Regions from separate parts of the Homo sapiens genome. Here region 2 is linked to region 1. Evidence: chromatin loops called from intact Hi-C (ENCODE). Cell type or tissue: adrenal gland. All regions are shown on one strand. Links, peaks and the distances in the headings refer to the core of each region. The heading gives the core; the rest is flanking DNA. Region 1 has its middle 94 kb from the start of SHISA6. Region 2 holds the start of LOC124903927 (a long non-coding RNA gene).

What was found. A loop is a pair of places that touch in the nucleus more often than their neighbours do. Peaks named below come from ENCODE experiments on the same cell type or tissue, not always from the same donor. Only the 100,000 strongest peaks of a DNase experiment are listed, where the experiment ranks them.
Region 2: it touches region 1 in a loop (4-fold over the local background); 5 of 110 quality-filtered maps call a loop at or near these places.

The regions. Positions count from the first base shown.
Region 1 is chr17:11,138,913-11,155,000 of GRCh38, reverse strand. No RefSeq gene overlaps it. Among named protein-coding and RNA genes, the nearest start is that of SHISA6, 94 kb to the left of the region's middle. RefSeq lists an enhancer at 3,653-4,852. In adrenal gland, for the core only: a CTCF peak has its summit at 10,191 (motif pointing right); no DNase peak of the experiment used is centred there.
Region 2 is chr17:10,621,318-10,637,405 of GRCh38, reverse strand. It overlaps MYH3 (myosin heavy chain 3), which reads left to right. Exons shown (of 41, transcript NM_002470.4): 29 at 1,553-1,671; 30 at 1,843-2,039; 31 at 2,383-2,566; 32 at 3,224-3,389; 33 at 3,691-3,815; 34 at 4,622-4,930; 35 at 5,390-5,593; 36 at 5,670-5,795; 37 at 6,948-7,118; 38 at 7,210-7,314; 39 at 7,469-7,564; 40 at 7,672-7,809; 41 at 8,727-8,874. The coding sequence ends at 8,753. It overlaps LOC124903927 (a long non-coding RNA gene), which reads right to left and starts at 6,774. Exons shown (of 3, transcript XR_007065620.1): 1 at 6,738-6,774; 2 at 5,642-5,825; 3 at 2,558-2,721. MYHAS (myosin heavy chain gene cluster antisense RNA) reads right to left here. Exons shown (of 11, transcript NR_125367.1): 11 at 11,866-14,654. RefSeq lists enhancers at 1,320-1,439, 3,135-3,294. In adrenal gland, for the core only: a CTCF peak has its summit at 6,144 (motif pointing left); no DNase peak of the experiment used is centred there.

The DNA of each region.
Region 1 (16,088 bases), core at 5,260-13,259:
TCAATCTTGTCTTTGGTCATAAACATAATAATCATGTACATTTTAAGGTCTCTGCCTAATAACTTGCTATTTTTTTCATATTTTTTTCTCTTGTGCTGTTTTATTGTGTGGCATATTTGTATTTCAAAAATTCTTTGTAAAAATAATTTACATTTGCATCCTTACAGGGAATAAAGCGGACCTTTGAGTCATCTATATATCTGGTGACCCAGATATACAGTATGGGATCAACAGATATATAGATGACTCAAAGATACACTTTATTCCCTGTAAGGACTTGTCTACTTATAGTTAACTCTGATTTCTAGGATTCTGTCCCTTGACATTGCAGCTTAAGGTGAGAGAGGTCAAAAAAAACCGGCGGGGTGCAGTGGCTCACACCTGTAATCCCAGCACTTTGGGAGGCAGAGTGGGGCAGATCACCAGGTCAGGAGTTTGAGACCAGCCTGGCCAACATGGTGAAACCCTGTCTCTACTAAAAATACAAAAATTAGCCAGGTGTGGTGGCAGGCACCTGTAATCCCAGCTACTCGGGAGGCTGAGTCAGGAGAAACACTTGAAACCAGAAAGCGGAGGTTGTAGTGAGCCAAGATTGTGCCATTGCACTCCAGCCTGGGCGACAAGAGTGAGGCTCTTTTTTAAAAAAAGAAAAAAAAACACTGCTTAGTGGACCCTGAACTCCAATTTTTTGCCACTCTAACCTCTTCCAGCCATCCCCTAAGGAATCAAAAATTACCCAGAAGTAGTAAATGACCACAAATTCTAGGCTCGACTTCCTGGGATCTGTCCTTACCTGAATCATGGCCAGAAACTTTCTACTTCCTTGGTGGCCTTCCTTTGCAAATTAGTTTCTTGGGAGACTGATTTTTGAGATGGAAATTTTGTAATGTAGTTTTTGTTGTCTTGAGATGTCATAAGAACACAATTATACTATAATATGTGTATATGTGTATACATTTTATATGTATATTATATATATGCATATATAACTTCTTATTGTAAAGCTTTAAGTGGGAAACAAAAATTCAGTTGCATACAATGTAGGTTAATGGAAGATGATACTTTAAAATCAATCTATATTGTTACAGTACCCTAGTGTTATATACTGTACAGTACTGATTGTGCACCAAAATGAGAAAGTCTCAAATGTTGACAAGACTTTCACCTCTTACTGTATTCCTTCTCCATTAATTGATACTAACTTAATCTATCCCTGTTTCCAAATGAGGGCTGACCAGAGGATGGGAGCCTAAACATCAGTAGTTTCTTACAGATTCATGTAAGTGTAGAATGCGTTATTTCAGTGTGTGTGTGTGTCTGTGTGTGTGTCTTGAATTAAAATCTAAGGATTATTGTATTTGTAATCATGAGAATACAATCTTCTCTAGCTACTTTAAGCAGAAAGAAATTTATTAAAATATACTTAGTAACTTAGAAAATCTTTGGAAAGGCTGATGAACAGACTTTAGGTTAAGTCTGCAGCAACAATTATGAGTGAGAGCGAAGAAGCAGAACTAAGCCACCTCCAGTGTGTTCTGAAGGCTGTTGCTGTTACCTTTCTCCATTAAATGGATGAGCCACACCCACCTCTTAACTCAGCATTAAGTCAAAGTCTCACTTCGATTGGTGAAAGTTCAATTTAAGGTGCCTGCTATTATTGTGGTTGATTTTATACTATTGACCCTTGAAATTCAACACGTTTTTGTCAGCTGCTTTGGGAGCAATTTAAAGAGCCACCGCAGATTCTTGTACTTGGCCTTAAAATAAACTTGGGCTTCTGAATTACCCTAGGCTTCTTATTGATCTCATACTTTTCTTTTGTTGGCTCCCAGCACGGCCGATATTATTGGTATCTTACACTGTCTCTTCCTGTTATGTCCAACTCTGTTTGAATTGATGACCTCATTTGAAACTGCCTCTTTGGGTCTTCAGGCAGTTTCCAGTGATTTTGCCTAAGTTCCATGCACCAAAGCCCTGGGAAAATTTCCTCCATCACATACGCCCCACACAGGACTTTGAAGTACTCCTCAAAACAGTCCCACAATATCTTTAGCCCTTTGAGGGAGGGGGAGGAACTGTATTGACATTGTAATAAAAGAGAGCCCTCTGGCAAAAGAATGCTCACAAATTAAGTGACTGGCTTCCCCTAGATTTCTGCAACATGGTGGTACTCACACAGTATCCGCTGGTGAGAGAAAGAACCAGAGCTAAGAGGAAGCAAATGGATACAAAGAGGAAAGGGGAAGAATGAAACCTGAGATAATTTACAAAGACCAACATAGTGGCTTTTAGACATCCGAGGCCCCTAACAGAGTTTTCTTGCAAGCAGCAAATTAAAGGGCATTGTGATACGTTTCCCTGTGCCTGCAAACCATGGGTCATCTCAGTGAATATCTGGATGTGGGGGAAGGGATTGGCAGACACTTGTGTTCTTACTGTTGTACTTTGAAGCACCTTCTTTTGATTATTTCCTATTTCATGCGCTATGTTTAGCACTTTTACATTTCCACTTATGCCTATGATCTTTTGAAGATCTAAGTGCAACTCTGTAAAGGTCAAAGAGATCTCATTTAATATTATCTCCAATTTGTAGGTGATTTTTTTTCCATTCGATAATGAAGAAAAAATAAGAAAAACTGTCTTTGATTTCCTAACTTTGACAGCCCCTTTCAAATACATTTTTCACATGTGCACATGTATTTGTATATGTCAGACTCTGCAACTTTGAATGATTCATGTTTATGGAATTCAATATGTGCATTCAGCCATGGTGTGCTTGTGTATACACATATATGTAGATTATGAACTACTATTACAAAGTAAAGGTATTGTTTTTGGTAACAAGAATGCTAAAACGGCATAAGTAGCAAACATCTAGGGCAGCGAATCTCAACTGGGTGTGATACAGCTCCTCAGGGGACTTTTCACGATGTCTGCAGACATATTTGGTTGTCACAACTGGGACTGGAGTGTTACTGGTATGCAGTAAACAGAAACTAGGGATGCTGCCAAACACACCAGACAGCCCGCTACAGCAAAGAGTCCCACCCAGCCGAAGGTTTCAGTAGCCCCAAGGTTGATAAACTCTGTGCCAGAAATAGACAAGTAGGCATATCATTAAATAAATGGTTATCCGGCACCTATAATATACAAGACTCTCTTTTAGCCGTGGTCAGATATAGGCATAATGCAAGCATTTATTAATGTGCTCTCAATTTATTTATAGTATAGGAAGAGGATGTGCAAGGTAACATACCAATAATAAACATTTAGTATACACAGAGTAAGTTAAGCTGAAGATCTACTTGCAGAGGAATGAATATAGGTGAGGCTTAAGGAGCATTGTGGTTATCTGGGTAAGTAGTACTGAGGTATTATCATCCCTAGCCCCTTCAGAAGTAAGGTGGGTGGTAGATGCTGGAATTTGGAAAGGTGAGAGGTGAAGCCGGCTGGGCTTCTGGGTCGGGTGGGGCCTTGGAGAACTTTTCTGTCTAGCTGAAGGATTATAAATGCACCAATCAGCACTCTGTGTCTAGCTAAAGGTTTGTAAATGCACCAATCAGCACTCTGTAAAAACAGACCAATCAGCACTCTGTAAAATGGACCAATCAGCACTCTGTAAAACGGACCAATCAGTACTCTGTAAAATGGACCAATCAGCAGGATGTGGGTGGGGCCAAATAAGGTAATAAAAGCAGGCCACCAGAGACAGCAGTGGCAACGCACTCGGTCCTATTGCAGGTCGTGGGAGGTTTGTTCTTTCATTCTTTGCGATAAATCTTAGTGCTCACTCTGACTGCGCGCTGCGTTTGTGAGCTGTAATCTTCACCTTGAAAATCTGCCGCCTCACTCCTGACGTTAGGAAGACCACAAACCCACTGGGAAAAATAAACAACTCTGGACTCACCGCTTTTATGAGCTGTAACACTCATGCCGAAGGTCTGCAGCTTCACTGCGGAAGCCAGCAAGATCACAAACCCACTGGGAGGAACGAACAACTCCGGACGTGCCACTTTTATGAGCTGTAACACTCACTGCGAGGGTCTGCAGCTTCACTCTAGAAGCCAGTGAGACCACGAACCCGCTGGGAGAAATGATCAGCTCCAGACACGTTTCCTTTAAGAGCTGTAACACTAACTGCAAAGGTGTGGGGCTTTACCCCAGAAGTCAGTGACACCACAACCCCACCAGAAGGAAGAAACTCTGGACGCTTCTGAACACGTGAAGGAACAAACTCCGGACGTGCAATGTTTAAGAACTTTTTCACCGCGAGGGTCCTCGGCTTCATTCTTGAAGTTAGCAGGACCAAGGACCCACGGGAAGGAACCAATTCCAGACACAAAGGGATAGGGTCTTACCGTTTCAGGCACCTTGAAAGGAGTGACATTCAGTTGAAAGACGTATGTAGTCACCATGAGGTGACCTTTCAGGGAAAGCACTGAGGTATTACATATCCCGACCTCTTTTCTTCCCGCTGTGACAGCTCCTCCCAGGCCCATTCCCGCAGACGCTGGAGAGTATGTGGGTCTATTGGTGTTTTGCAGCCGCTCAGCTGAAAAAGGGATGGAGAGAATAAAAAGTGAAGTGGGGCTGGGGGGAGTGGGGGGCAAACCAAAGGTATCTGAACAAAGGAGTTGCTTTCCAAAATAACTTTTTTAAAGCAGAAATTGTTCAGTGCCATAAGGGAGGCCCAAATCAAGGGCTCTCAGCTTTCAGAGGTGTGAAGAATTTTTTCCAGCTTGGATGAGCTCAGGGAAAGCTTAGTAAAGGATGTGGCATTTGAGAAGATGGTCCCGAGGAGTGAGTAGAGTAACCTACACGTCAGCCTCTTCTCGTTTTGAAAGGTCAGCTGCTTTTCATGTATACGGGGAAGGAGAAAGGGCTTCATTTACAAGCCTTCCAAGACTCACCATTCTGCTTTGCTTCCCACGGCTCCCAGCTCTATCTTGGGCCTCTGACCGTTTATTTGGGAAGGAGGTTTTCTCTAGGATGCCTCTTCCTCTGCGTGGCACCCTCAGAAGGGCAAATTGGCCAGGCCCTACTTCCTTCATTATGCTGTTCTTCACAACACTGCTGGTAGGCATATGTGCATGTGTCTACCGCCATAACATGCAGAACGCCTCTGATCTCCTTTGATATATATGTATATGTCTGTATGCATGTCGACTGTTCTGCAGGATTGTAATAACAAAAGGAAACCATAATACAAGAGCACAGATATCTAAAATTTCCGTTGCCATAATACAAAGGAAAAACACAATATGAAATCCGTATAGGGATGCTCTTATGGGCTCCCCTAATTCCTAGCCATACACCCTTATTTTGGGGGTCTGCTCCTTATTGAGAAGCATCTCTCCCTATTCTCCTTCCTGTGATTCATTATTCATTTCAGCAAAATGTTCTTCCTCCCTGCAGAGACTGATCTCAAACCAGTAGCTGCCTCCTTCCCCACTAGCAGAACTTTTATCTAGCTCTCAGTCCATTTAAGACAGTATCCCAGAGAGAGTTGATGGTGGACTTGGCATCCCCAGTCCCACAGAATCGTCCCGAGCTGGCCTGGACACTCCTCATCCGGTCCCCTTGGGGTCTCCATACCACAGTGAGTTGGAGACAATCTTCATAGCCTATTGATTGCTCATTGGAAGCTGTGGGCTCTCCCTGCAACCTTGCACTCATCAACCACACTTTTCTCCACTGCACGTACACACAGCTCTCAAAGATAAATATTAACTATCAGATCTATTAGTCTAAGCCCATAAAATGGAAGAGAAATACTTTTTAAATATCCCCGTAGTTTTCAAAGCCTCTTCTCTCCATGTAGTTAACACCTTATGTAATTTACCTTTGAACAATGTAAGTACTCCCACCCTTTCAAACTGTGACTCCTAGGACCTGTTGAAAATAAGAAATGGGCCCATTTTCCAGCTTTATGCCGCTTAAGAACTGCTCTTATAACTACCCAAACGCCTCACAGAGGTTTTGTAATTAGTTCTGGAAAGAGCTAGATTAAATTCTTAGCCAAGGGACATTCTCTTCCCCATTCTCTTCCCCAGAGTCCCTGAAGGAAGAGAAAAAAAGATGGTTTTGTTTCTCTAGCAATATAAAATTATAAATTTTGAGATACAAATTGAACTGGGAGGACAGATATTCAAAGTGGAGAGATGTGAGTACGAGCCCAGTGGCTGAACGTAATGGACATAACCTAGTTTAAATTAACTTGTCTAAAAACGGGAAAGCAATTAATTGCATATATCTATAGGGGGGCATCAAATTAAAGGTAATGTTTTCTCATTTCTTTGAAAATGTTTTCGTAGTTTTATTTATTTACTTGTTTTTGAGACGGAGTTTCACTCTTGTCGCCCAGGCTGGAGTGCAGTGGCACGATCTCGGCTCACTGCAAGCTCTGCCTCCCGGGTTCACGCCATTCTCCTGCCTCAGCCTGCCGAGTAGCTGGGTTTACAGGCGCCCGCCACCATGTCCAGCTAATTTTTTGTATTTTAGTAAAGACGGGGTTTCCCCATGTTGGCCAGGCTGGTCTTGAACTCCTGACATCAGGTGATCCACCCGCCTCGGCCTCCCAAAGTGCTGGGATTACAGGTGTGAGCCACCACGCCTGGCCTGTAGTTTAAAAAATTAATTTAAAAAAGAGTGTCAGCTCACTAAAACGAAAACACGAAATCATTTTTTTTTCAATTTCTGCTGCGACTTGTGTTTCATTCAACGTTTCCCCCACGTGATAGTGGATTCTCCTCCCGATAGCACAGTTGAATTCCATTGTTCTTTGATCACTTTTAGTTATTAGATCCGTCTTACATCCTTTCTCTTAGATTCAGTGTTGTTTATTTTGATGGTTAATTTTATAATCATTTTAAGGTCCTCCTCACCAATCCCTGCCTATAGGGGTTACACTTGTGGCTCGTGGCTTGAATATAGAGGTGGCACATACCGCATCGATGTCATAGCCCAAAGGAAGGAGAGGAGTGCCACGGGGCCCTTATTGGCTGACCCGTAGCAAAGTCACCACTTCTTTCTGTTGGCTTTTGTCTGTTTTCCGACAGCCAGTAGCCATCGATTCTAACTGTGTATCAAGTCTCCAAGACACATAGCTGTCAGATTCCAAGAATACTGGTTATTTCAGAGAGGGTGTTGGCTGGTGTTTCTGAGAGCCCTGGGGGACCCACTGCCTGCACATTCCTTTGGATTTGTTTCTCAATTTCAATATATCCCCCTCCTCCCAAAACTCACTACAGGCCTATCCCATCTTGCTTCTTTGTCCCCCATACCATGCCTGCAGCCTTATAGGCTGAAATAGCTTCAAGATATCTGGAGCTATCTACCTTTATGTCTTAGAAAACTTACACATCTTTGCCACATGAAAATGTGAGGAGTTCTGGCTCCCCCACGGAAGTCTCCCCCCATTGCAGCCGTATCTTCTCTCTTCTACCTTTATTGACATGCCCTACTGGTAATTAGGTTTGCCAGTCCATTCGTTTGTCACCTTTCTGACAAGATGATCTTCTCATCCCAGAATTAGTGGAGGGAGAAAAGATTTAGGCACTTCCCACTGTGTGGTGGTTTGTCTTGGTGGCGCCTTCCCTCAGCCTTGGAGAGAAGAGAGAGCTACTTTTTGTAAACATGACATTTCTTCAAAATGCCACCTCCTCTCTCTCTCAGCCATCTTTTTATATTAGAGTGGTGCGTGGGGAGTAGGTGGGCAGTGCTAGATTTTCTGAATGGCATCATTTTACACACCCTGAAGGAAGAGGACTGACTGCATAGCTAGTGACCCCCTCAACTGAAAATGTAGGGTACGTTGCAAATTTTCTTTTTCGTAGTGGACCGGAGTAACTGTTATGGACTGAATGTTTGCATCCTTCCAAGTTCATCTGCTGAAGACTTAACCCCCAATGTTGTGGTGTGAGGAGGTGGAGCCTTTGGGAGGTAATTAGGTTTAGAAGAGGTCATGAGGATGGAGTTCCCATAGTGGGATTATAAATAGGACACTCCTACAGTGTCCTTATAAGGAGGGGAGGAGAGACCTCGCTGTCTCCATGTCCATGCCCAAAGAAAAGGTCTAGTGAGCACACAATGAGCTGAAGGCTACCTGCAAGCCAGGAAATGGGCTTTTGCCAAGAAACACATCTGCCACCAACACCTTGATCTTGGACTTCCCAGCCTCCAGAACTGCGAGATATAAATCTCTGGTGTTTAAGCCACCCAGTCTGTGGCATTTTGTTATAGTAGCCTGAGATGACTAAGACACTAACCACTTCCAATATTTGGTAACTAGCAACATTTTATTACTATTGTGGCCACCTTCCAAGAGGGATAGACCTCCCTCCCAAACTGGTTTAGATGTTGCAACCGATGATGCCACATGTTCATCAAGAGACTGTGAAAACTTTTATTACTTATATAATTGAGTTCTCTGGGAGATCAGGGCAGGCCTCCCAAGCAGGTCCAAACTAACCTGAGAGATTGAAGAAAGGAGATTGATCTGAGTTTTAATGGTGGTTGGGGAGTAGAGCCAAGGTGAAAGTTCCTGTGCTGGGGCAGGGGGTTATAGGGTTTGAATTTCCTGCTAGAGCTAAGGAGGAAGGGCCCAGGCTTTATTATCTCTCTTTCCAGATGTGGGGCACAAGGAGTAGAGGAAGGAAGGAGATATAAAAGCCGTCAACAATTAAACACAAGAAAATGGATCCAGATTCTTTGTTACAATTACGTAGATATCAGAGAGAACAAAGATGACGCCATTCTTCAAAGTGATTACTGTGGAAAGCTGGAAGTCTTGCAAGAAGCAAAAACCAAAACGAGATCAAATGTGCAAGGTCTTTTAAGAAAAATGCCTGCAGGAAGGAAATACCTGTGGGGTAGGATCAGAGGGAGGCAAGCTGGGAGAAACATCAGACCATGAGGCAAGTTTGACCTTGAGTGAAGGATGGAGAAAGAGAAGGTTTGATGGAAACATCCTAGATTTCTGTGTAGTCTACAAATGGTTCAGCAAAGTCTTGGGATGTCTTTGAGCCAAAGCTGGTCATCAAGAGGTGTCCCTGCTAGGGATGAGTCTTCCTTCAGTCCCTGCTACGTTCTTTTCTGAGCTGGGAGCAGCCCGGGGAGGCCTGGCCTCTGTGTGAACAGGTAAATGGATTTCACACTTCAGTGGCTGGGCCCCTGGTCAATTATCTTCATATAGTTGTAAGACCGTGTCACATTCTCGTGGGTACCATCTACATTCCGAATCCAAATGATTTTTTTTATTGCTAAAAATATGTTGGAGTTCCTTTTCAGAGAAGCTTGTTCACAGACTAGCACAGAAGCAATAAATGGGAAAAATAGTTTGATGGTTTATTTAAATGACTTTTTACTCTTGACCAAAAACAGCATATCCGGCCTAACTACCTATCTCAGTACTTACCAGAATAGGCTCTGTGTGGCCTTGGCTATTTCAAATAAAAATGAATCTGCACTGAAATGATAAAAGTTACCATGATTAATGGTATTTTGAGGAATATGTCACAGGATCTGAAGGCAATTCCTGTAATTCCAGATAAATTCTAAACAATGGTAACATCATAGAAATAAGTGTGCAGCTTTCCAAAGTGATTTTATTCTCACTAGCTATAGGACTTCAGGAATAGCATAAAAAATAAAAGTAACTCTACACTTTAATTTCCTCTTTGCGTGTGCACAAACATATGGGTACATGTGAAGTTTATTCACTATGAAGCTGATGAAGGAGACCCTTTCATGGCTCTGTATCTAATTTTGCATTTGTATTTTTATATTTCTTTTATCAAAGGGAGCTTCCCAAATTTCATAACCTTTAAGGCTCACAAAACCTTTAACCACCACAAGTATTTGTAGTTACGTGTGCATATCCCAGGATGTCTTTAGTGTGTGTGTGTTTCTGTGGCTTTCCCTCTCCCATCCTCAAGCTTAGGTACATATGGTTCTCCATATGGGTTAATGCTTTCCATCACTCACGTTTCTAAATGTCTTCAGATTGTTGAATAAAAATACATTAGAAAGTATATTTTGAGAAAAACACTGTTTAGACAAATCTCTGAACCAAAGAGAAGCATGGAGGAAGGACAGCTTCTTTCCCTCCCAGAGACTCAAGTTTGAAGTTTCTACTGTAGCTAAGTTTTGGGAAAAGGATCTCTTTCTTCAAACCACTAGAGGGCATTGCTGTGCAGACAATTGCCGGATTTGGGCAGGGTGCTGAACTCCAGGGAGTAACAAGGAAGGTGACTCACATTCCTACAGCCTCCAAGTCCCTTTTCCTTTTCAAAACACATCTTTCTCTAATCAGAATGCTGCTTCTTGGCTCTGAGTCTTCCTAGTATCACTTCCTTACCTCTCACTCTCTAATAAGGCCACCCACACCTGTCCTCCAGATTCTTTGCCGATGTGACTATCATCTCTGTGAACGAAGGTTAAAGGACTCTCATTGACTTTGGGATGGTGGACCAGGGTGACATATAAGACATGGAATGAATGCTGAACTCACTCAGGAGACCTGGATTTGGGCCCAAGACCTTTCTTCGGCTATGCAAAGTTAGAAAATCACTTTACCTGTCTGAACCTAGCTGTGCTCACCTGCAAAATGGGACACAGAGTCCTCTAAAGTTCTGTGTCGATAAGAAGAGAACTGGATCTCACTAAACATCCTCATATGAAGGCAAAAGCCTAGTTCTTCCCTGTCATTCACTAAGTAAGAATACAAGTGAGTGGTTAAAAACTTTCATTTTAAAATTCTAAAAGCAAATCCTTCAGTGCTGTTCATAAACTGGTGAATAGAATTCCAAATTAAAGACTTCTTTGGGCTTCCAGTCCAGCAGGTAAGGAGCTTGGAAGTTGTCTCTTCCATCCACACAACAAGAGAAAAAGCTGAATAAACTTAAAGTGAACAGCTCTTCTTAAAGCAATCAGAAAACCCAGCATAGGGCAAGCAGCTGCCCCCCAAATGGAAGGATGAACAGTCAGATACAGAGAATCAATTAGTGGAGCAAAGCCCAGGAGCAGAAAACTCTGTGGGAACCAGTACCAGATCCCTTTTACCCAGTACATCATGTTTAGCTTGCAACAAAACATGACAAGGCATAAAAGACAACCCCCCACTGCCAGTTTGAAGAGAGAGAGCAGATCTCAGAAGCAGACTCAAACATGGCGGAGATCTTGGAATTAGACTGGGAATTTAAAACAACTATGGTTAATATGCTAAGGGCTCTAATGGGAACGTGAGCAACATGCAAGAACAGATGGGTAATATGGGCAGAGAGATAGGCATTCTAACAAAGATCTAAAAAGAAATGCTAGAAATCAAAAACACCATAATAGAAATGAAGAATTCTTTTGATGAATTCAACTGAGGAAAGAATCAGTTAGCTTGAAGAGCTATCAACTGAAATTTGAAAACTGAAATGCAAAGAGAAAAAAGAATGGAAAAGAACAGAAAACCCAAGGACTTCAAGACGATTATAAAATGTGTAACATATATGGAATGGAAATACCAAATTAAGGACTTCCACCTTCATCTACCCATGTGCTATTCAGCCACCATCACCCACATCAGCCACACCACTCTTGATAGGGTCAAAGCCCTGGGATAAACTAAGAAACCATGATTTTGCCTGTAATTCCTAACATTGCCAAATCTTATTACACTATCTATGTATTAAAAATGAAAGACTTCACAAGGGACCAAAGAGAATTTGAAGAAGGGGAAAGAAGGTTTATCCAATCTCTTTGCAATCTCATAGTCCTCATTAAATTGTGTCTGAAGCCACTTCTACCTTCTCAGGGCTTCTGCCTGAATCCCGTACTCCTCAAAAGACAGCTCGCTCAAACCACTGGGCTGTGACAAGGAGTTCTTAGAGATGATGTTTCTTCATCATATTAACTGGAATGTCTTATTCCATTTTTAATGGGGCTTTTTTTTGTATTGAGCTACGGAGAGATTGGGCCAGTTTGGAGCAACACATGGAGAGATAGCCTCCTTCTGTCCCTCTAAGAAAATAGGCTTGAGGTCTCCTGACTGTACTCATTTCTTCCATTCTAAACCTTTCTCTTCATTGGAATCACCTTTATTGTAGATGTCCTAAATATCATGAAAAGGCCTGCTGCATTCCATTCTCATTCCTACCCTCCTCACTGTTCCATTTGCACCCTGCTTAAGGTTCTTCAGTAGCACCCCTCTTGAAAGTGACTTTCAAAGCCCTCTGTGACCTGCTGGAATGATCTGCTACCATTACTTTTATGGCAAAAATTGCAATTACGTTTCCACCAACCTAATACCACCTGCCAAGTTTCTGCAACACTAAGCTATTTGTAATTACCTAAAACCCAAGACATTCTCTTGCTTTCTTGTCTTTATACATTCTGTTCCCTATGCCTAGAAAAGATCTCTCTCCATTTTTTGGACTAAGTAATCAACATTATGTTTTAAGATTCAGCTCAACAGTCACCTCCACCAGGAAATCTTCCCTGAAAAGCCAGTCCAGGTTTTTGAAAATCCATAACTTTCCTAGGACTTCCTCCTTCATATGGGTATACCTTTGCTTTATCACTTGCCCTAGACTATAATGACTTCCTGGTAGCTCAGATGCCTGGAGGACAAGGATTATGTACATTTCTCTAAACCTATTTTCTAGTACAATACATGGAACAAGGTGTCTTATATGAATCAAAGAATAAACGAGTTGACAAAGTAAAATCTCAAAAATAAATTGTGAAAAAAATAAATGTGGGTCATGAAGCAAGAAAACCAAAGATAGAAGAAAAAAAAAAACAGGAAATAAAAAAGACAAGAAAATTCTATGTGCTGTTTTACACATAAAAACTGGATTAACGTTCCAGTCCTGATTCTGACAATTAAGGAAATGCAGCTTAAGAAATCCTTTTCAAAATGAATTTTTTAAAGAAAACTTACAGATAAAAGCAGTAGAATGGCAACAGAGTATGTCTTTCAAAATACTAAATCTGGGTGTGGTGGCTCACACCTGTAATCTCAGCACTTTGGGAGGCTGAAGCAGGTGGATCACCTGAGGTCAGGAGTTTGAGACCAGCCTGGCCAACATGGTGAAACCCCATCTCTACTAAAAATACAAAAATTAGCCAGGTGTGGTGGAAGATGTCTGTAATCCCAGCTACTCAGGAGGCTGAGGCAGGGGAATTGCTTGAACCTGGGAGGCAGAGGTTGCAGTGAGCAGAGATCGCACCACTACACTCCAGCCTGGGCAACAGAGTGAGACTCCGTCTTAAAAAACAAACAAACAATAAAAAACTTACAGATAAAAGCAGTAGAAGTGCAACTATGCACTGAATGTTTATTTAGTGCATAGCAGTCTTTGTCCCCCAAACTCATATGTTGAAGCTCTAACTTCCCAGTGTGATTGTATGTGGAGGTGGGGCCTTTAGGAGGTAATTAGGTTTAGATGAAGTCATGGGTGTATGACCCCTATGATGGTATTAATACCCTTATAAGAAGAGCAAGAGATCAGCATCCTCTCTCTGTCATGTGAGGCTACAGCAAGAAGGTGGCCACCTGCAAACCAGAAAGAGCGCCCACACAAGACATTAAATCCATTGGCACCATGATCTTGGACTTCCCAGCCTCCAGAACTGTGAAAAAATTAATGCCTGTTGTTTTAGCCACTCAGTGTATGATATTTTGTTATAGTAGCCTGAGAAGACTGAGACAAAGACACAACAAATATATCAGTTCCCTGCACCTCACCCTCTTTAATACCCTAGAAGCAACTTTGTTCAAATCTTTTAGCTGTTTCTTACACGTAGCTCCATGTTAAAATTGATGAACATAAGCTGATATCTCTTGATCAGTAGCTCTGGCTTCTTACAATGCCAGCAAATAATTGAGGTTTTGTTTATGTTTTTATTTTATATCCAGTTTATACTGATGTCATTCTTCTGATGTAGTTATATCACAATTTGGGGTTATGTCCACATCCAGTATTGTATTAGTTGCGAATGAGCTTGGTTGCAAATAACAGAAAACACTCTGAATAGTAGCTTTCAGGCAGTCAAGCGCTGATGTAGTTGCTTTGTGTTGTCATCAGAGACACAAGATCTTTTTGTTTTTCTATTTCTCATTTTTGCCGTGTGTGTGTGTGTGTGTGTGTGTGTGTATACGTGTGTGTGTTTTCTTATGATCATAAGGTAGCTGCTGCACCTCTGGCATTATATCCATGTTGCAGGAAGGAAAAAAGAAGAGGTACAAGAAGGAGAAAGGAAAATGAAAACTTCCCCAGGAACCCTTAGCACATGTCTCAGCAGGCACCGAGTCACATGGCTATCTCACACTGCAAGATAATCTAGCATTGCACAGATTTTCAGATAGACACATTGCTGCCTGAACAAAATTGATATTTTGATAGGAAAAAAGGGGTGTAGGAATTGGCAAAGTAGCTAACAGAATCAGTCACCAACGTTTTTATTACCATTACTATGTGAATAGTGCTAACTGCTTAACCAGTTATATATTATGAATATTTATGTTCTTGTACATATTTGCCCGGAATCAATGCTTGCTTCATTATTTGTATTTGCTTAGTTTCTTTTCCTTTCTTGAACTTGTGGCTAAGTTTTTCCATAAATACCAAAAGCTCTGTAAGATATTTCTCAATATAAGTTCCATGTGTTTAAATCTGGCATATATTCTATTATTTCAAGCCTTTTTCAGGAGACATCACCACTAGAGTCTCTACCCTTCTGCTCCCATGTAAATGAACTGCTTTCTAGGCTTGCTGCCAGACTGTCAGCCTGGGACTTAGCTTTGTCACATCCCTTTATTCCCTCCTCCAGTTTTCTGAGTCCTCTCTTTCTTTTTCTTGGATTACTACCAAAATTAGGTCCAAGCACATCCTTCAGTTGCCTTCTGGAAGGAAAAAAAAAAGAAAAAGAAAAAGATGTGCGGTAATTATTGCTTTCTTTAGGCTTTTGCATTTCTACCCAACACTTAATTGAAAACTTTGCCAGTCTGGTATTCTAGGTTAGAAAATACTTCTCTCAGATTTTTGAAGTCTTTGCCCCATTTCTTTCTAGTTCCTCTCTTCTGAAGTCTGGTGCTATTCTGACTCCTGATCCTTTGTTTGTGACCCATTTCTCAATCCATCTTCTATGTTTTTGGGTTTATAATAGTCAGGGCTCTTCAGGGAAACAAAACCATAGGATATCTAGATAGATATGAATAAAAGGAGATTTATTATGGGAATTGACTCACTCGATTATAAGGGCCAAGAAGTCCCACAGTATGCCATATGCAAGCTGGAGAGCCAAGAAAGCCAGTTATATAATTTGGACAAAACCGAATACCAGGAACTTTAGTGTCCTATGGCAAGAGAAGATGGATGTCCCAGATCAAGAAGAGAGAGTTTGCCTTTCCTCCACCTTTTTATTCCATCAGACCCTCGACATACTGAATAGTGCCTACCTACGCTGGTGAGCGTGGGTCTTTTTTACTCAGTCTACTGATTGAAATGTTAATCTTCTCCAGAAACACCCTTACAGGCATACCAAGAAATATTGTTTTACCAGCTATCTGGGCAGCCCTTAGCCCAGTTAATTTGATACATAAAACTAACAACCCCAGAATCCTCTCTTTATCTCATGGTCCTGAAATTTCACATCAGTTGTGTGAACTGATGTGAGCATCTTATCATGCATTATGCGAGGTACACTTTAAACTAGAATCTCTTATCTTTTAGTTATAAGAAGGTTAATTTTCATTAGTCCCCTGATATATTTTCTCCTACATTTCCTTAATTTTTTGCTTTCTAAAGCTAGGATTCCTCCCTCTTCTCTATTTCTTTATCATTTGTTCTAATTTCTTACAGACCCTTAAATTTTGTTTTCCAAACTCTATTGAGCTTTAAATTATAGTTATCATGTTTTTAATTTCCAAAAGTTGTTTTTGATCTCTAATTTCTCCCCCATTTTGTAAAGAGCATCCTATACTTATTATACAGATGTATTGTTTTATTATCTGTGAGAATATTAATTACAATTTCTTTAAAGTTTGTTTCCTGCATTGTTTCTACTATTGCTGATTTTCTTTCTTCCCTCTTTTT
Region 2 (16,088 bases), core at 1,255-9,254, 510 kb after region 1:
ATGGCCAGTGTTTAAAGGTCCTGGTGTATAATAAAAACATAAGGGAGGCCGGGTGTGGTAGCTCATGCCTGTCAACCCAGCACTTTGGGAGGCCGAGGCGGGCGGATCACCTGAGGTCAGGAGTTCAAGACCAGCCTGGCCGACATGGTGAAACCCCGTCTCTATTAAAAATACAAAAATTAGCGAGGCATGGTGGTGGGTGCCTGTAATCCCAGCTACTTGGGAGGCTGAGGCAGGAGAATCGCTTGAACCCAGGAGGCGGAGGTTGCAGTGAGCCGAGATTATGCCATTGCACTCCAGCCTGGGCAACAAGAATGAAACTCTGTCTCAAAAAAAAAAAAAGTTTAAGGGAATGTTATTTGGAGTTTTCGCCTAGAAAATGTGGCTTCACCCAGCCCTGGTGCATCCTCACAGGTGAATCCATCCTCGGCTGGCAGTCACAGCCAAGACAATGAAGAAAAGAAGTTTGGTAGCCACATTTTTTTTTTTTTAGACAGAGTCTCACTCTCTGTCACCCAGGCTGGAGTGCAATTGTGTGATCTCGGCTCACTGCAAACTCCGCCTCCCGGGTTCAAGCGATTCTCTTGCCTCAGCCTCCTGAGTAGCTGGGACTACAGACGCATGCCAACACACACGGCTAATTTTTGTATTTTTAGTAGAGACAGGGTTTCACTGTGTTGGCCAGGCTGGTCTTGAACTCCTGACCTCGTGATCCGCCTGCGTCGGCCTCCCAAAGTGCTGGGATTACAGGCGTGAGCCACCGCACCCGGCCTATGGTGGCCACTTTTACCATGTTGGGGGATTCACGTCTGGAGCCATAAAGCCCCATTCTATGTTTTTCTCTTACCTCTATGTAAGCATATAAACTTGAACTTACCCTATTCCCCCAAGAGTCTAACTAGAGATATAAAGCTCTAAGTATTTCCCTATGTATTTGTCGATAACAAATCAATAAACAGCTGGAAACACCTGCCACTGGGGAGGTCTGATGGGAGTTATTAGGTGCTCCTGGTAACGTTTACATTTACAGTTCTTCTCAATGGATTTTTTTTTTGACAGACATCAGTCCCACCTTCCAGTAGTTTACAACAATATCTTTTTTTTTTTTTTTTTTTTTGAGATTGAGGCATGATCTTGGCTCACTGCAACCTCCACCTCCTGGGTTCCAGTGATTCTCCTGCCTCAGCCTCCCAAGTAGCTGGGACTACAGGTGCCCATGACCACGCCCGGCTAATTTTTGTTTTTAGTAGAGATGGGGTTTCACCATATTGGCCAGGCTGGTCTCAAACTCCTGACCTTGTGATCTGCCTGCCTCAGCCTCCCAAAGTGCTGGGATTACAGGCGTGAGCCACTGCACCTGGCCTACAACAATACCTTATCAGTTCTGCTTTCAGTTTCCTTTTCATGAACCATATACCTTCTCCCTGAAGAAGAAACCATATCTTATCATTTTCTGTCTCCCCAGATCTTAGCACAGTGCCCTACACATAATAGAAAGTTGGTGAGTGAATGAGTGAATAAATGAAATGAAACTATTTCCTTCTGGACACAGGTGAGCTGAGTCGTCAGCTGGAAGAAAAAGAAAGCATAGTATCCCAACTTTCCAGGAGCAAGCAAGCCTTTACCCAGCAAACAGAAGAGCTCAAGAGGCAGCTGGAGGAAGAGAACAAGGTACACCATTGAAGGAAGACTTCTTTGCCCTTATTTTTAAATATCACCTGTAGGAGGAAAAAATAAAAGGCAACTTCATTCAGAAGGTGGTGATAGAAGGGACACACTTGGATTGTATCATGCACCTGGCACTAAATATATCAGGTGCTCTTCTCTTTTTAACTTCTGCAGGCCAAGAACGCCCTGGCGCACGCCCTGCAGTCCTCCCGCCACGACTGTGACCTGCTGCGGGAACAGTATGAGGAGGAGCAGGAAGGCAAAGCTGAGCTGCAGAGGGCGCTGTCCAAGGCCAATAGTGAGGTTGCCCAGTGGAGAACCAAATACGAGACGGACGCCATCCAGCGCACAGAAGAGCTGGAGGAGGCCAAGTGCGCAGCTCTGTTTGCTTTTAGAAGAACTACTTAGGAATGAATTCGATGAATTTATTTTTATTACTAGGCGTTTCCCCATCTCATGTGTCTTTAAATGCGGTGCTGGGCCATTAGAGGGACCTGGCGTTAGCACATTTTATTAAAACAAACAGCTTTGATCTTGGTCAGACACAAGGCAAGTTATTGATCCCAGATTTTGAGTAGACAGGAAATTCTCCTGGGCGTATAAAAACACATGGGTGTCTGAATCACATAGATTAGTGATTCCAACTTGATGAATAGTGATGTTCAAGTGGATGGAAACTGAAATAACAGCTGCTTCTCTTTCATATTCTTTAAGGAAAAAACTTGCTCAGCGCCTTCAAGATTCCGAGGAACAGGTTGAGGCAGTGAATGCTAAATGTGCTTCACTGGAGAAGACCAAGCAGAGGCTGCAAGGAGAGGTGGAGGATCTGATGGTTGATGTTGAAAGAGCCAATTCCTTGGCCGCCGCTCTGGACAAGAAGCAGAGGAACTTTGACAAGGTGTGGGGTCCGCTGTGTGCTGGGTGAATGCCATGATGTAAGGGATTCCTAGCAGCCGTGGAAGGAGGAGAATGCATCCCGGACCTGACTCTGCCCTCACCAGCAGTGTGGCCTTGGGCAAGTCCCTGAACTTCACCGGGCTGTAGTTTCCTCATCTGCAAAACAGAATGGGAATGGGCTGGGGGTAGAGGTCCCTTTCAAATGTTGTCCGTGGAAACAAACCAATTTCTACAATGTCCGTGCAGTCCTAAGCATTTTTCCTTTCCGTACTACTGGTCTGTCTAAGCTGAGATCCTATTGGGAGGCTTTCTGGAAGCCCTTCTTTCAAGATGGCAGATAAAGTTGATTGGAACCAATGCTTTAATGAAATATTTAGAAGTACAGGGCCCTTTTTATATTAGGAAAAGGACAATTATGCCCAGCTAATTCCTTCTCAAAGGATCTATTTGCTTTTTCAAGATGGCAATTGTTCCTGACTCATTACCTTGAGTACATTTATGGAACAGAATCTTGATTAGCCCAATAATCGACAACAAGGAGCCAGGCAAGTGATGCCAAGTGTAGCCCTAACTCTGCATTTAATTTAGTTATTTAGTATTTTGTTAGAAACCTAGAGGAGAGCTCAGAAACGGAGAGAACTTCCGTCCGGTGTTTCAGGTGTTGGCAGAGTGGAAGACAAAGTGTGAGGAGAGCCAAGCAGAGCTGGAGGCATCCCTGAAGGAGTCCCGCTCCTTGAGCACTGAGCTCTTCAAACTGAAAAATGCCTACGAGGAAGCCTTAGATCAACTTGAAACTGTGAAACGGGAAAATAAGAACTTAGAGCGTAAGCTATTCGAAACCCTCTGAAACCTCCTCCTTTCATGCTCTATTGCTCGAGAGCATGCTGGCGTGGGTGTGGCTTCATCACTCAGTTTCCTGCACACATGTGTGTTAATGCACATGCAGAAAGTGTTCACCATCTGACGGGTTACGTTTTAGCCTCTCTCTGTACAATATCTTATCTCTAGGAAGCAGGAAACCTTAGGATTATAATAAACCAGGTAAAAAGCATTGAGTCAATGCTTTGCATGTCTGGAAACCCACGCAGAGGCGCTCATATGCAACTGAAACTTACTTCTTTACAGAGGAGATAGCAGATCTCACAGAACAAATTGCTGAAAATGGCAAAACCATCCATGAACTGGAGAAATCAAGAAAGCAGATTGAGCTGGAAAAGGCTGATATCCAGCTGGCTCTCGAGGAAGCAGAGGTGAGTGCTGGGAGGCAGGCTCAGGCGCAGATGCAGCCATGGTGAGCCACGGCCAGGGAGGCTGGCTGCTCCATGCTGTGTCTCCATTTTTGCCTTTGTCAAATCACAGTCCTAATGCCTGCTGCTTTCCCGTCACACAGCAAAACTGTGAGGCTGAATAATACCTGTGAATTATCTTAAATTTATTGGAGAAGACTGTCATATTAAATAGGCCTAAAGATGAGATTTTACAAAATATTACATGAATTAAAAATATCTAGAAAGTGCTTTATGCTCCTAAGAAATATGATTTAAACATTATTATTGGTTGATAGTATAATCAAAACCAAAAAGCAATGAAACGTGCTTTTATTTCTGCACTGAAGATAAATTTGGGACTTTTTTTTTCTTGAGACAGAGTTTTGCTCTTGTTGCCCATGCTGGCAATCTAGGCCCACTGCAACCTCTGTCTCCTGGGTTCAAATGATTCTCCTGCCTCAGCCTCCCGAGTAGCTGGGATTACAGGCGGGCACCACCATGCCTGGCTAATTTTTGTATTTTTAGTAGAGACAGGGTTTCACTACATTGGTCAGGCTGGTCTCAAACTCGTGACCTCAGGTGATCTGCCCCCCTCGGCCTCCCAAAGTGCTGGGATTACAGGTGTGAACCACTGCACCCGGCCAATTTGGGGACATTTAAAAAGTGAATTGTGACTATTGTAGGATTAGATTTAGGACTATTCCATTGAAGTTTTGTTATCCTGCAGGGTAGTGGAGCTGGCTCCATACCATCACAGACACTATTTGATTTGCTTTTGTTTCTTAAAGGCTGCTCTTGAGCATGAAGAAGCCAAGATCCTCCGAATCCAGCTTGAATTGACACAAGTGAAATCAGAAATTGATAGAAAGATCGCCGAGAAGGATGAAGAGATCGAGCAGCTGAAGAGGAACTACCAGAGAACAGTGGAAACCATGCAGAGCGCCCTGGACGCCGAGGTGCGGAGCAGGAATGAAGCCATCCGGCTCAAGAAGAAGATGGAGGGGGACCTGAATGAAATCGAGATCCAGCTGAGCCACGCCAACCGCCAGGCGGCGGAGACCCTCAAACACCTCAGGAGTGTCCAGGGACAGCTGAAGGTTTGAGAGAACCCATCGGGGAAAAACCTCTCTCCTCCTCACATACTCAGAAATGTAGGCTGGGCACAGTGGTGCACGCCTGTAGTCCCAGCGCTCTGGGAGACTGAGGCAAGAGGCTCACTTGAGCCCAGGAGTTTGATACCAGCCTGGGCAATATAGCAAAACCTTATCTCTACAAAAAAAATAAAAATTAGCTAGGCATGGTGGCACAAGCCTGTGGTCTCAGCTACTTGGGAGGCTGAGATGGGAGGATTGCTTTCCAGGAGGCAGAGGTTACAGTGAGCTGAGATCACGCAACTGCACACCAGCTTGGGTGACAGAACAAGACCCTGTCTCAAAACAAACAAAACAAAACAAAACAAAAACAAACAAACAAACAAACAAAACTCAGAGATGCAGATGAGGCTCGTGGTCCTAACGCCTCAACTTCAAATAGAATGTTCGTTTTTCTCTGGCTAGGATACGCAGCTCCACCTGGATGATGCCCTCCGGGGCCAGGAGGACCTGAAGGAGCAGCTGGCGATTGTGGAGCGCAGAGCCAACCTGCTGCAGGCCGAGGTGGAGGAGCTGCGGGCTACTCTGGAGCAGACGGAGAGGGCCCGGAAACTGGCGGAACAGGAGCTCCTGGACTCCAACGAGAGGGTGCAGCTGCTGCATACCCAGGTGAGGGGAGGGAGAGGAAGAGAGGCGAGGTTCCAGCCTCATACGCACCTGGTTAACAGCCCTCCTCTTGCCCTAGAACACCAGCCTCATCCACACCAAGAAGAAGCTGGAGACAGACCTCATGCAGCTCCAGAGTGAGGTAGAAGATGCCAGCAGGGATGCAAGGAACGCTGAGGAGAAGGCCAAGAAGGCCATCACGGACGTAAGGCGTCTCCTTCCTGCTGCCCTCGGGCTGCCGGGATTGCATTGCATTAAAGCCCTCACATAGTTAGACAGGTGCGGTCTCCCCCAGCCACACCTGGTGCACATTCTGCTCCCCGAGGGCTCCCATCTCCGCTCAAACTCCCCTGTTCCCTCCTGCACTTTAGAAGAAGGGCATAAGAAAAAAAGGCAGGAAGGGATTATATCCTAGTAGTTCTGCCTGTGGAGAGGTGTGCATGTCTTTCCTTCAACATCTGACTTATTCCAAATATGAAAACAAGAACCTGAGGTGTTAATATCCCACACATTTTTCCCTTCCTGGGTCTCCGAGGCTTTCTCCCGGCGGCCCACCGCGCTAATGGCGCCACCTGCTGCCTGGCGGGAGAACTTTACCTCGAAGCGATTTTGTTGTTCCTGTACAGCCTTAATTCTCCAGAGGCCTTCCCTTAATCTCACTATCCCCAAATCTATGAGGCTGAGTATCAAGTCAGACTACTCTAAGTCTCAAGCTCCTTTGAAAATATATATTGGTGGTAATGAAAAAAGAATTTCCCTGGGGCAGGGGAGAGTTTCAAAGGAGGCCAGCTTAAGAAAGGGAAGAAACTGTTTCCCAGCCTGTCGCTAAAGTTCTCATTGCCTCATTGATTAGGTTATTTTATCTACTGGGTGTAGCTCTGGCCCTCTTCCAGGGTGGCAGAGTGTGCTTCATCACAGTCTCACCCGTTGTCCTTTTTCTTTCTTTCTTTCTTCCCCCACCCCCGAGATGGAGTTTCACTCTTATTGACCAGGCTGGAGTGCAATGGCGAGATCTCGGCTCACTGCAACCTCCTCCTCCTGGGTTCAAGCAACTCTCCTGCCTCAGCCTCCGGAGTAGCTGGGAATACGGGCATCTGCCACCACGCCCAGCTAATTTTTTGTATTTTTAGTAGAGATGGGCTTTCACCATGTTGAGCAGGCTGGTCTTGAACTCCTGACCTCAGGTGATCCACCCGCCTTGGCCTCCCAAAGTGCTGGGATTACAGACGTGAGCCACCGCGCCTGGCCTGTCCTTTTTCTTTAGCATGGTCTCTGGTCCTCCGAGGTCCCCAGGTTTTGACAGTTCCAAGGCACTGGAGCTTCCTCTGCATCCTAGCAAGTCCCATGTGCTTTTCAGGCTGCCATGATGGCGGAGGAGCTGAAGAAGGAGCAGGACACCAGCGCCCACCTTGAGCGGATGAAGAAGAACCTGGAACAGACGGTGAAGGACCTGCAGCATCGTCTAGATGAGGCCGAGCAGCTGGCGCTGAAGGGCGGGAAGAAGCAGATCCAGAAACTGGAGACCAGGGTGTGTGCAGGAGGAACCCCGCCTGCGCTGAGCTTTCCAGCCTCCCAATCACGCTGCAGCCCCAGACTAATTTCCCCACCCTCTCCCCCAGATCCGAGAGCTGGAGTTTGAACTTGAGGGAGAGCAGAAGAAGAACACAGAGTCTGTTAAGGGCCTGAGGAAGTATGAGCGGAGGGTCAAGGAGCTGACGTACCAGGTAAGTGGAACGCAAACGCCATGATCGTGTCCTCTGTGACGTGCAGATTCTCCATCAAACCACAGGAAGAAACACTTTGGCCCAGAAAGCTGCCCATGCCGTGTGCAAATCTGCCCCCTCCTCTCCAGTGACATTCCCACTTTCTCATTCTTAGAGTGAAGAGGACAGGAAGAATGTGCTGAGATTGCAGGATCTGGTGGATAAACTGCAAGTGAAAGTCAAGTCCTACAAGAGGCAGGCGGAGGAGGCTGTAAGTGAGATAGGTGCTGACTGCGGCAGGCAGACCGTGCTGTTTCCCGTGGTGAGTTCTGAGAGAGGCGCGTGCTGATATAACCTGCCTGGGCTCTTTGGTTTTAGGATGAACAAGCCAATGCTCATCTCACCAAATTCCGAAAGGCTCAGCATGAGCTGGAGGAGGCCGAGGAACGTGCGGATATCGCAGAATCTCAAGTCAACAAGCTCCGCGCTAAGACTCGAGACTTCACCTCCAGCAGGGTGAGTCGCTGAGCTGGGAGGAGCCCCCCCCCAGGGACTGTAGAAACTTCTTAGCTGGAAGGAACCTCAGAGAACCCTTTACTTTAGAGCTGGGGAGTCTCAGGCTCAGGAAGAGAAAGTGCTTAAAGTCACTTAGCTGACTGGACCCTCGCTAGAATCCTGGTCTGTGAGTCACAATAAAAACCGCCATCCTGCACATGTACACCATGGAATACTATGCAGCCATAAAAAAGAATGATATCATGTCCTTTGCAGGGACATGGATGAAGCTGGAAGCCATCATTCTCAGCAAACTAACACAGAAACAGAAAACCAAACACCACATGTTCTCACTCATTAGTGGGAGTTGAACAGTGAGAACACGTGGACACAGGGAGGGGAACATCACACACCGGGGCCTTTCCGGGGGTGGGGGCGGCAAGGGGAGGGAGAGCATTAGGACAAACAGCTAATGCACGTGGGGCCTAAAACCTAGATGACAGGTTGATAGGTGCAGCAAACCACCATGGCACATGTATACCTATGTAACAAACCTGCACGTTCTGCACATGTATCCCAACAAAACAAAACAAACCGCCATCCTGAAAAGGAGCGAGCGGGTCCCACTGAGCTCTTTCATGCGCCCCCTGCTGGTAACAAAAGGCTGCTGCAGGAGCCCCCTCCAGAGCCCGCTGAACACACAGCATCCGACAGTAGGTCGCTGGGTCTCCAGCGTTTGGGGCTTGCTCTTTCGGAGGGCCAGTTTCTCAGGCTATGGGGTGACTTCATGTGTGCAATCGTGCGTTTTCCCAAGGTCCAAAAAATATCCTGTGTCCCACTGAAGTAGGCAAGCAACTCTGATGCCAGCCGGCAGAAGTGGTGGGTGGGAATGTGTCTCTGCCACCCGACTTGACTCCAGGTGCCTACTTTCTTCCTAGATGGTGGTCCACGAGAGTGAAGAGTGAGCCAGCCCTTCTGGAGCAGGACAGAAGATATGCAAAATGTATATTTTCTTGATTCCTGACCATTGATACTTAATGTCCATGTGACTCTTTTTCACATGCAATAAACTTTGCTTTGTTTCAATCTGGGGCCGCTTTGCTGTATTTGTTTTCCTCTTCCCCATGCAGAAATGGTTCCTAGTTTGATGGTTTGTATGCTCGGAGGTGAAAGCTTTGTAAGCAGATGGCTCGGTAAATTCAATTGGTGTGTGCATGTGCGGAGGGAGAGATGGCTTTTGGCTTAAATCAAAAAGGAAAAAAAAAAACTTCCGGGTTAACCTTTGCTTTGGTGGGGAATGGGAGGGAGAGCTTTTCAAAAGAGTCATCTCTTAATATGACATGAAGGAAACACAAAGGTAGGCTCATGAAAAGCCCTTGTCTTGAGTTGAATAAGGTTATAAAGCAAAGGCCCACATTCTCCTTCTTTACATTCTAGTGGGGAAATACATCTGAAATCTAGTAAATATTTGTTGGGCAGCTGTTCATGTAAGCACTGTGCTATCAAAAATACATAAATGAATAAAAAAGAGGCTGGCCCCTTCAAGCGCTCAGTCTAAATCTACTACTGTTATCTTAGATCAGTGTGCACTATTTCAAAGCTGCACAACAGAAAATCCCACCCCTGACCCAAGATAACCTTGTCTTTACCTTAAGAGGGAAGGAAGGCAGGAAGTCAAATAACTATCTGGTTGACTTGCTACTAGAAAGAGCATCTTCTAGCCTGGGATCCTTTGTTTATTGTCATCAGTAAATTTATTAGCAATAGCTGCCAAGTTCCCTTCTTTGTCTGATTCCAGAAGATTAGGGGACCTAGTTTGACTCAGGTGAGAATGAAAGGCCAAGGGGTGTTCTCTCCAGATGTGGGGGAACTCAACAAATCATTTAGCTTTTTCAATAAATAAATTGCAAAGAAAAAATATAAAACAAATACAAGGGAGACCTGTAGATTAAAAGATACTTAGTGGACCTATCCGCCAATTGCACTGTGTGGACCTTGTTAGGATACTGCTTTGTACAAACACGCTGTTAAAAAATAGACACACACACACACACACACACACACACACACGGTCCAATTGGTAAATTTGACTATTGACTGGATATTGATGGTGACATGAGATTATTGTTCATTTCACGGTATAATGTGATTTTGTGATTATGCTTTCTAAGATAGTCCTTATCTTTTAAAAATACATGGTAAAGGCTGGACGCAGTGACTCACGCCTGTAATCCCGGCACTTTGGGAGGCCGAGGCGGGCAGATCACGAGGTCAAGAGATCAAGACCATCCTGGCCAACATGGTGAAACCCCGTCTCTACTAAAAATACAAAAATTAGCTGGGTGTGGTGGTGCCCTCCTGTAGTTCCAGCTACTCGGGAGGCTGAGGCAGGAGAATCGCTTGAACCCAGGAGGCGGAGGTTGCAGTGAGCCAAGATCACACCACTGCACTCCGGCCTGGAGACAGAGCAAGACTCTGTCTCAAAAAGAAAAAAAAAAGGTGGTAAAATATGTACATACCAGAAAGGAAGAGTAAGCGAGAGATCGTTGAAGTAAACTTATTTTACAGAACTTATGACTTAAAGAATTAATAAAAGAGGCCCCTGATGCATTTTATGCAGAACTGGAGTGCCTCTGCACTTGAAAATACCTGGGGCCGTGGAACCCCCTGTGTCCACTTATTGGCAAAGTGTGACATTTCCCACAAAGGAGAAGGTGCGGAGTTTGGTGCTGGAAGTGACCTGTGACTATTTCTATTAGGCTCTGATTTTGTGAAGGATATAAATGAAAAGATTCATTTTCTAAGAGTGAATATTATGACCAAAGTCACCCATGTTCATTTATTCCATAAAAAAAGGATGCCCACGACTATAGAAAATGTAAGCTGTGTTATTAAGAAGCAAAAAATGAAAGCACCAATTCCATTCCAAATCAGGAGCTGCCGTGCCACACGAGCCAGAGAGGGGGTCTCCTCCGACCATGGAGAGGAGGAGGATGAGATCAGCCACTATTTACTGAACTCCACCCATGTGCACTTGGCATGCACTCTCTCGTGCCCTCAGCATACAGACTTGGCGATGAGGAGATGGACCTTATCACCCACTTTACAGATGAAAAGACGAAACTCAGTGATTTGTTCAAGGTCAAAATGGCAGAGCTGGATTCTCTCTAGATCCTAAGACTCCTTTACCCTACAAAGTACTAACCTTCTACCGGGGCAGCCGGCCACATAGACAGGCGAAATCCCTCAAAAGAGCTGGCGCACAGGGTAAAGCTGTGTTGAAACTGGGCTGATAGAACCCAAAGCGTGCTTCGTGTTTTCTTTTTGATGATCGACTGTTTCTGTTAGCGTCCTCCAGGTGTTTCTCTATAACCCTCCTCTTGTCCACCACCTCAGCCCACCCCATCCTCAGAGAGCCTCTCTTAAGATAGGACCTTTGACCATTCAGTAGGAACTTGGGTGACTTTAGCTCATTTGCAATATCCACTGGCTCTTTCGTACATGGGCTCCAGAACAGGGTGGCAAAAGAATGAAGGGCGCCTTCTCTTCAGGCTCACTTTTTTGGGTGAGCCTCTCCAAATTAAGGACCATTTCTTATTATATTTTTTATTTTTATTGAGAAGGAGTCTCACTCTGTCACCCAGGCTGGAGCGCAGTGGTGCGATCTTGGCTCAGTGCAACTTTTGCCACCCGGTTTCAAGCAATTCTCATGCCTCAGCCTCCCAGGTAGCTGGGACTACAGGCACACGCCACCATGCCTGGCTAATTTTTTTGTATTTTTAGTAGAGACGGGGTTTTACCATGTTGGCCAGAATGATCTCGAACTTCTGACCTTAGGTGATCCACCCGCCTCGGCCTCCCAAGGTGCTGGGATTACAGGTATGAGCCACCACACTCAGCCATTAAGGGCCATTTCTAATTACTTTTCCTTTTCATAAATAGCCTTGTTTTTTCTCTTTTATTCTTTTTTTCTGGTGTTGGGACATGGAATTTATTAACCTTCTCCTTGTAATCCTCATACTATCCAGAAACCTCTGGCTTTCTGAAATTTTTATTGAGTCTTAAATCTCTTAGCAGTGGATTTGTATTTTTTATTACCTTTTATAATTTTTTAATTACACAAGAAATACATGGCCAAGCACAAGATTAAAAAAAAAAATCTGTCAACTATAAAAGGACTGCCAGCAAGGAGGGTAGACTCTTTCTTTATTTGGAACGGCTGAGATCTCGATTTATGATTGGCAGATGGCCCGCTTCTTAAGGACATGTGAGGGACACAGTTTCTAATAGGAGTAACATGTCCTTATGGGGGAAAACTGGTTGCAGTTTGCAGTCCACCACCAGCTGGTGAGGGCGGCCTTTCATTTCTCCACGCCTGGATCACCCGACAGCTGAGAGCTTTAATAAAACAAGTGTGCCTAGGAATGTGGGGTGAGCGAGCCACCCAGAACACAGATGTCTATTTACACCCCTACCAATAATCCCGGTGCTAAAAACAACAGCAGCTGGGAGGTTCTGAGGCTGCCTGCTGGATCTGAGCGGCGATCCGGTTACCCTCAGCAATGCTGAGACATTCTGGAGGCGCTCATGCCCCAACTGCTGTCCATCCGGAGCCAGGGGATGGCACAGATTATTTTTATCTCAGATGTTTCATGCTTTCCATGGCAGTGAGGAGCAAGAACTCCCAACTCCTGGGCTTTGATGAGTCTTCTTTGTGTGACATTAAACTGGACATGGCCCTTGTTCAAAAGTCCTGGGGAGATTTAGGAGGGGGACGATAGACACCCTTAGGTGGCCTTCATGGGGAAGCCTGGCGCGAACTTGCTGAGAGAAGGGGCAGCTTAGGTAAAGCATATGGAGAGGTGTCATTGACATAGGACTCCTTAGTGACTCAGGGATATGGAGACAAGATGAGGTGAAGCCTCACACCTCAAGGACAGTAAAGGAAATATAACTTTCCAAATAATAATGATGAAAGAACAAAACCAAACCAAGCCCATAGGGGTCCTGTGTGATAGAAGATGGTGACAAGGTGACACCCTTTTATAGTCAGAGAACAAAAGAAAGCCCATCTCTTGGATTGAGTTCCTAGCAGGAAAAGTCAAGTGTTGGAGCAATCTGTGTGGCCTTGGGGAAAACAATTCTTTCTCTGTTGACTTTCTGTCTCCGCATTTCGGTAATAAAGAGAGAATGATAAGGCAGAAGTGGTTCTTTTTTTTTTTTTTTTTTTGTGAGCAATCCTGGCCATGAACTTGGTTTTCTTGGCCTGGGGAGTGGGCATGGCTGTTTGCAATTCACACTGCTCAGAAGCCCGAAGAGAGGATCGAGCGTCCTGGCAAAGGCCCGGTGGGGAGGGGTGCTGCCACGCGAAGCCAGAACACCCTTAGCAAAAAGCCCAGGGCCAGCCAGAGCTTCCTGCTCCAAACTTTGCTGCTAGAAATTTCAGATCTGTGTTTCCTTGTACATGTATTCATTCATCTGTCATTTACCAACTGCCTATGCCATGCCCAGGAACAGGTGATGGGAGGAGCAGAGATACCCAAGAAAGACTGGGGAGAGGGAGCGAGGAAAGAGCTCACGTCTTAAAGCCCTAAGGCTCCAAATGAGGATGGGAGGAGGGGATGGAGGGAGACATATTTCCAAACATGGCCCAGTCTCAGCTCCAGGAGGGCAAGACGAGCATCCATAGCAGCTGTGCCTATTTTGGGCCTGGGATCTCTGTCCCAAGAGCAACAGGTGTTGAGACCTGAAGGACAGGTGGGCGTTTATTTTGAGGGCCTCCTGGCATCATTTCCAGAAACAGAGACCAGCTTTTCAATTCATTATCTCCAGCTACAATCATAAAATGTCTTCCTTTACTGCTTCCTAGTGGCCCACCAGCCTGTGGCTCTCGGAGCCTGCCTCATCACACAGGCGCACCCAGGGGGACTTGCAGGTTTCTGGGAAGGGGAGAGGTTTGGGCTATGTGCCCCTCTCTGGACTGGTGAGGGGTAAAGTGCACATTCTCCTCACAACCACATCCCACTCCTGAGAAGGCCACAGAGGAGAGAGTCAAGTCAGGAAGGAAGGACGACAACGAGGCGGATACAAGCTGGCCCTCTCTTGCCACCTCACCCCAAGGTGGGTACTCCCAGCATCTGCCTGTGCTGACGATGGAAGGACAACAGCAGCCACTTGCAGAGAATGCTATCTAAATATGAGTATAATTTCCAGCACCATCCCACGGGGCAGGCAGAGGCCGCGAGCATTCAGACGTGATGTTCCTTGCTGAAAAGTAGATTAAAAGGACATGAATTTTTACCTTTTTAAGTGACTTGCTTTCAGCCCCACAGTAAATCCCGGCTGTGTCCCGGTCTTGCATGTAGTGAGTGATCCATAAATACACACTGATTACACTCTATGTGACCACAGTTGATCTCCCATGGCCAAGAGCATGCAGCCCCGCAGGGCTCACTCTCATCCTTTGAGAATGAGGGGTTGTTTTCTCTGGGAAGACCAGCACTTCAGCTGCAACCTCAGCAGGTCCTGTTGCAAGCAGAGGGAGCCCTCAACAGGGTGTCTCCTGGCCGCCTGTCTCTTCTCCCCGCTCCTTCTCCTGTGTCCACTTTAGGGAGGGGTCAGAAGGGCAGCGCCAGCCCCAAACCTGGAACGAGTGCAGCAACGAGGGACCCCAAACTTCTAACCCCCAGAACAGCTCTACAAGCTGGGATTTGAATTCGTGGCTCACAGCCCAGGGGCATTCCACTGCTTGCTCAGGGCTGAGCACAGAGTCAGTGTTCATTCAACATTGGTTTCCTCCCAGCCTTCTTCCTTCAAGTTCTGTCTTGCCTTGTAATGCTGAGAATCCATTGCCTTCATGTCACTGTCTGAAATATGGGGGTGGAGATGAACATGAGCTTTTTTGTTTGTTTGTTTTGGTGGCTGTTGCCACCTCTGTAAGGAAATATTAATACTAGGTCTATAGTTTAAATCATCCTGTGTTGCTGAGTTAAAAAGACAGTTTGAATATTAAGTGTTACAGAAAAAGGAAGAAGCAATTTTGGGCAGTCTCTTCCTGCATGTCATGGCTCAATTGAAACGAATTTTTGGCTTGCATGGTGATATGAAGAGCTGGTGATCTGGGGTACACATGGTTCACCAACCATTTGGCCCCAAAGTGTGTAGTGTTCAAGACAGACAATGTTACAGCTGAGTCCATTCAAGTTAGTTAATACAACTTAGTCCTACTTAGGCCTATTTGAAACACAACTCTGACCTGTCACTGCTCTGCCCAGCAACTGTGAATGCCCCCTCCCGGCCCATCAGTTTAGTACACTTGCCTCAGATGGATACTTATTATTATTATTATTATTTTTGTGATAGAGTCTTGCTTTGTCACCCAGGCTGGAGTGCAGTGGTGCTATCTCCGCTCAGTGTAACCTCCACCTCCCAGGTTCAAGCAATTCTCCTGCCTCAGCCTCCCTAGTAGCCGGGACTATAGGTGCCCACCACCACACCCAGCTAATTTTTGTAATTTTGGTAGAGACGGAGTTTCACCATATTGGCCAGGCTGGTCTCGAACTCCTGACCTTGTGATCCACCCGCCTCAGCCTCCCAAAGTGCTGGGATTACAGGTGTGAGCCACCACGCCAGGCCGCCTCAGATGGATACTCAACCTGTCCTTCCACGTGTGCCCGCAGATGTGGCTCCCCTTCACTACTCCCGCCCAGCCATCTCCCCTTGAAATCTTAACACACCTCAGGCTGTCTTGGTCCTCCCCACCCACCAGTGGCTACGCCCCTATCCTTTGTGCACCTTTTTAGGGGCATTTTTAAATACTCCCTCTACTCTCCCTGAGTAGCAGTCATGACTTACACTGTCCTACTTACCTTTGTTTGTATCACAGTTCCTATTCCCAATACTTTGTATTTTCAAAGCTACACACACACAGTCATTGGAAGAACACTCAAGCAGGAATGAGAAAATCTCTGTTCCAGTCTTCACTTTCCTTCCAGTTTCTTTCATAATCTTTGGCATCTCACTCTCCAGGTTTCCGGTTCCTTACTTGAAAAACGAGAGGTCTGAACTATTCCAAGGGTTTCTAAACCTAGCTGGGCATCAGCATTGCCTGGTTTACTTTTTTTTTTTTTTTTTGAGATAGAGTCTCACCCTGTCACCCAGGCTGGAGTGCAGTGGCGTAATCTTGGCTCACTGCAACCTCCGCCTCCCGGATTCAAGCGATTCTCCTGCCTCAGCCTCCTAAGTAGCTGGGACTACAGGCACCCACCACCATACCCAGCTAAGTTTTGTATTTTTAGCAG